2 separate regions of the Mus musculus genome follow, and region 1 is linked to region 2. A link is a contact called in ENCODE Hi-C or POLR2A ChIA-PET data. All regions are on one chromosome and are shown on one strand. The core of a region is the stretch at or near the end of the contact, and the rest is flanking DNA. Distances in the headings are between cores, read along the strand shown. Region 1 holds the start of Csf2rb (colony stimulating factor 2 receptor, beta, low-affinity (granulocyte-macrophage)). Region 2 holds the start of Eif3d (eukaryotic translation initiation factor 3, subunit D).

Region 1 (2,710 bases), core at 165-2,664, 360 kb before region 2:
TGAGATCTGACTCACTCTTCTGGAGTGTCTGAAAACAGCTACAGTGTACTTACATATAATAAAATAAATAAATTAAAAAAAATAAGGGCTTTTGAAAAAGAGGTAGAGAAAGGGGAGACGCTGCACTACAAAGAAGTGAGTGGAGGTGCCTTTTCCTTCCATTGCCAGATCAGGTTCAAAGGCCCTATGTGCTGGGCGTGAGCAGAGGCAGGGGCCTGAACCTCAGGCAAATTCTTTGCTTAACAGATCACAGAGATTTCTGTCGCACATATGCATGACCTCTGGAATACAGCATGTGGGATATATGGACAGGTTAGTTTATGATCTGTGAGACATGACAGTGGTCTCTGTCAGCAGAGGGGCTGTCTGTGTCCCTGTCTGAGAGCGACTGGTCCCTAGCTATGTGATGAGACACCTACCTTCCGGCACACTAGGTACAGAAGCGACACATCTGGACCCAAATCATCTGTGGTGATTTCAGAGCACAGTATGGTGTGTGTGTGTGTGTGTGTGTGTGCGTGTGCGCGTGTGCGTGTGCGTGTGCGTGTGTGTGTGTTTGTGACAGAGAGAGACAAAGAAAGAGAGAGAGACAGAGTTGGAGAGACAGAAACAGACACACACATAGAGAGAGAAAGAGATAGTCAGAGAGACAGAGACAGAGACAGAGACAGAGACAGAGAAAGAGAAAAACAGAGCTGGATGATCTGGTATATCTCTGGGCACTTCCCAAGTAAGATTGTCAAATTACACCCAGTACCAAGGGAGGTTCTACATCTCTGGTTCTGTCCCCAACACTTCGTCATCCTTGTAGGTAAATTTTCTCTACCCCCTCTCTTTCTCCTCTCTCTGTCCTCCATTTCTAGTTGAAACAGAGGAAGCCATGTCTCCCACTCACCCTGTCCCACAGATGTGTGACCTGAAGCTCAGGACAGGGAATTAAGTAACATATGGATGGCAAAGTTAGAAGGAACACAGTGCTTAGCCCGATATAGAGCTTTAGGGGAGTCCTCCCTGCCACCAGACCTCCAGTGATAAAGCTGTGTCCTCCCGGAGTCCCACAGCCCCAGAGCGTATCCTAACCGTACCTCTTCCAGAGTTCTAACTTTGTTCCCAGCTCCAATGCTCCGGGGTGCCCCTCCTCCACTCACTGACTTGGAGTCTGAGACCTAGTCTTTCTAGAGAGATCAAGTCTGAGGAATACGCTACCCCAGCCCTGTCTTATCCTGTCCTTTTCCACCCTGGAGACCCCCACAGCCCCTGCTTTGCGCCCACCCTCAGCTCTGCATCAGGAAGCCAGCCACTTACCTCTGTGCTTGGGCGACAGGCAGCCTCCTTCGGGAGCCTCCAAGTGCCAGTGAGTTGCAGGCTCTTCCTATTTATCTGTGCCCCATCTGGAGGAAACAGAGAGCAGATTGAGGAAGTTGCCAGTGCCCTTTCGCAAGCAGCTTCGCCTGATTCTCAGAATTGTGGACATTAGCCTCTGATAATACTCACGACATTTAGTTCTGCCAGAGTAGCTCGCTCCCCACCATCTCCCAGTCAGCTCTCATGTGCCCTTCAGGTCTCAGCCTGAAATGGTCTCCTCCACACCCCTCCCTGACTCCTCTGGAGGAAGCAGACACAGAGGGCAATAACCACCTCCCTGCAAGCATGTGCCCAGAGCCAGGCAGAGCTGGGGAGGACCTTGAGGGCACCACTTCTTAGCATGTGGCCTTATGCAAATCAGCTACAGGTGGCCTCTTCAAGTCTTGAGACACCTTGGGGTATTTTTCTAGAAGGACCTACAAACCAGAAAGGTTTTGAGGGTATGCCATTGACATGGAAAACCTAAGTTGACAACAGTCAGTAGGCAGTGGGAGCAGTCTTGATCCCTGGCTGTCAGCTTTGGCTTTCCCTTTTCTGTCCTGCCCTAGAGTCCCTGTTTTCTTCCCATCTTGTCTTCAGAGCAAGTGATGTTTTGTGTCTGTTCCCCTCCCCCAGTGCCCAGCCATGGCCCAGAGGAGGAACACATGACTGGGTATAAAGTGAATGAATGAATGAATGAATGAATGAACAAATGAATAACTTGAGGCTGCTGGGGTTAAGAGGAGGGGAGTGACAAGAAAAATGAAGACTGAAGTGTGACCACTATGCCCCTCCTTAGAAGTGGGAATAAAACACCCTTGGAAGGAGTTACAGAGACAAAGTTTGGAGCTGAGATAAAAGGATGGACCATGTAGACACTAGCATATCCGGGGATCCATCCCATAATCAGCTTCCAAATGCTGACACCATTGCATACACTAGCAAGATTATGCTGAAAGGACCCTGATATAGCTGTCTCTTGTCAGAGTATGCCTGGGCCTAGCAAACATAGAAGTGGATGCTCACAGTCGGCTATTGGATGGATCACATGGCCCCCAATGAAGGAGCTAGAGAAAGTACCAAAAAAGCTAAAGGGATCTGCAACCCTATAGGTGGAACAACATTATGAACTAACCAGTACCCCGGAGCTCTTGACTCTAGCTGCATATGCATCAAAAGATGGCCTAGTCGGCCATCACTCGAAAGAGAGGCCCATTGGACACGCAAACTTTATATGCCCCAGTACAGGGGAACGCCAGGGCCATAAAAGGGGAGTGGGTGGGTAGGGGAGAGGGGGTGGGTGGCTATGGGGGACTTTTGGTATAGCATTGCAAATGTAAATGAGCGAAATACCTAATAAAAAATG
Region 2 (2,700 bases), core at 48-2,547:
CTTCCCTCGGAAGTGTGGGAAGAGCTTTGAGCATCCTGAGGAGCAACCCACTGGGAGTATGAATGGTTCGAACAATGAGGGAGATGGTACTATGAGGGCAGACAGCACTCAGGTACGGCTGAAGTTACAACACAGACAGGCTAGTCCCAATGTGGTGGGAAATTTAAGTTAATGACGAGGACCCAGCAGGACCCACCAAATCCTGAGAACACAAATTGGGGAAACGGGAAGGCAAGCTCATTGGTAAATTAGTGAAATGGGTAATCCCACCAACATTACCATTTCCAACACAGGTAGAGGCCAAATCACCTGATCAAATTCATCCCAGTGGTATCCACGGTAAGGACCCGAATGTGGAAATGTCCTTTGACAACCATTTATTTTACAATTTATTATCTAGCATTTCCAGTTTCATTAAGGGAGGAGGGGAGAGAGATGTCAGATATGAAGGCCATAAAACTACACTTGGCTGACCCTGGACACCACATGTATCTAAGATGTTTTTTTTTTTTCTTTTTTTAAAGATGTATTTTCTAATCAAGGAGATCTGCTGAGAAACTATCAAGGAAACATAAACAGCAGGCAGAAGGGACCAGCTTTTTAAAAAACGCCCATCCCGAGTCTCTTTCCAGACGGCTGCAGGGGGTGGAAGACGCCAAGAGGTCACACTGACCCGCACCCTGTGAACTGTGATGATCAATTAAGACGTAGCTTGGATAGCCCCGATCTGAATATCGATTTAGAGCGAGGCACTCTAAATCTGCTTTAAAAAATAGCGACCAGAAATCTCCGTTGAAAGACGCTTGTGACCTGTGGGACAAAGGTTTGAGTCCTAGCGGGCACCCCGAAGCTCTAGCAACCCGGACTAGGCAGGTCATTTGCCACCCTGCGTTGGGGCCACAAGTGACAAGCACACGAAACGCGCCGGGCCACTCTCCAGATAACGATCAGCCAGACCGACGACCACGCTGGGGCCAGCGAGCGCGGCGGGGCATTGTGGGAGGCAGAGGAGGCGAGCCTGGCGCGAAGCATTATGGGACACCGCGGGGACAGCTCCGACTCCCCGCCCCGGCTTCTCTGGCCCCGAGCGTGACCACGATTCAGTTCTGAACCTCTCCGGGCGTCCCCAGACGCCACTGACGTAATCCCCTCACTTGTGTCTGGCACCTCAGGGGCGAACGAGGATTTTTTTTTTTTTTTTTTTTAAAGCCGAGAGCTGTGACACACTTCCGGTTGTGTCTCACTTTACGGCTTGACATTTTTCCGCTGACTAAGAAGGAAGTGGTAGGGCCATTTACGACAGCGCTGGTCGCCGTTTACGGCACCGGCCCCTGCGCGCGCATCTTCCCTCCTGCCTTGACTCCTCGGAGTATCCCGGCAATCGCAGTTTTTTCCCCGGGCCATCTGTCGCCATCCGGGCCCGTGAAGGCTTTTGCAGGTGAGCGGCTTGTTTCGTGGGACCCTGCGGACCTCGCGAGCCAGCCTGGGCTAGACGTGGCTTCGGGAGCTCCCGGAAGAGCCTTCCTTTACGTCCTGTCGCCTGTGCCCCTCCGCTGGGCGGGGCGGGAATTGGCCCCCGGTGGTCCCAGGCACGACTCAGAATGCAGGACACCGGACCTTGTGTGTGGATCCCTCGCTCGGCGCTCTGCTCAGCGCCGTGGGGTGGGTTGTGGGGCGACGTAGCCTCCTCTAGGGGTTCGAACAGATTGTTTCTGTGCTCCGAAATGGGGGGCTGAGAGTAGGTTCCAGCTCTGATCGGAAACGGAGCCCAGGAGTTAATGGCCCCCACCTGTAGTGTCCCCAGTGACCCACACTGTATTGTGGCCAATACAGCTGTCGCGCCGTTTTACTTTTCCCCTACTGCTTTCTTTCTGATTCACGTGTGCAGTAGCCGAAGGACCAAACCCTGTCCATCCAGGGAGATAGATGATGATGCACATCAGGCCTTGAGCCATCTTGAACTTGTGACAACTCAAGTTTACAGTTGCTTTGGGGGCAGCCTGTTGGGTATGGCTTAAAGCCCCAGGTGGTCAGGCTGCCAGCTACCCACAGTATAACCAGAAGGAGGTCGGGCCTAAGTAGACAGCCTTGGAAACTTTTTGAAGGGATGGGCAGATGGACTCCTTAAGTTAGCAGAGCTAGCTTTGTGTCTCAAAGATGGGGTGTGTGGTAGCAGTCGGTGGTAAAGCGTCCAGCACAGCACCCCAACATCCTGGGGCCTCTTACTTCATGTCAGCTGTTTGAAGGCCACCACACCCCACCACCACCACCTCACCCTCTCTCCCACAACCCCGTGTTCTTCCTACAACTTAGCATACGTTCATATTTGGAGGGTGAAGCTCCTGGGTTTACTCTTGTCCGTGTCACCTAAGTATCACCAGCTTCCGTGTGTCAGAGGAGGAGGAGAGGCTACTGAGCTCTAATGGTGGACAATTTCAGGTTTCTTGTGTGTGGTCAATGCATGGGTTTTTTTTTTTTCCTTTTGTTGTTTGCTTTGGTTTTTGATGGGAAGTGTCCAGCAAGCCCCTGGATTATACAGCTATTAGCTTTTACTTTCCTAAAATGAGCTGTGGTATATACTATATACTGCGGGGCCAAAGCTACACTGCCTGTGTTCAAATTTTCTTACCCAGAAAATGGGACTGGCCCCACGGGATTGTCCGAAGGGTTTAGTGAGCGCGTGTGCTGTAAGCGGTCAGA

The links. Hi-C counts contacts between places; a loop is a spot of excess contacts on that map. ChIA-PET counts read pairs that join two places held with the same protein, here RNA polymerase II (POLR2A).
Region 1: a map of CH12.LX shows a loop between it and region 2 (3-fold over the local background). The contact joins the promoter of Csf2rb here to the promoter of Eif3d in region 2. A Hi-C loop is called at or near these places in 3 of 37 maps with a recorded cell type or tissue (CH12.LX and left cerebral cortex). POLR2A ChIA-PET finds 5 or more read pairs at or near these places in 1 of 5 experiments (Patski).

The regions. Positions count from the first base shown.
Region 1 is chr15:78,324,694-78,327,403 of GRCm38, reverse strand. Csf2rb (colony stimulating factor 2 receptor, beta, low-affinity (granulocyte-macrophage)) reads right to left here and starts at 1,414. Exons shown (of 14, transcript NM_007780.4): 1 at 1,306-1,414.
Region 2 is chr15:77,969,421-77,972,120 of GRCm38, reverse strand. Eif3d (eukaryotic translation initiation factor 3, subunit D) reads left to right here and starts at 1,297. Exons shown (of 15, transcript NM_018749.2): 1 at 1,297-1,438.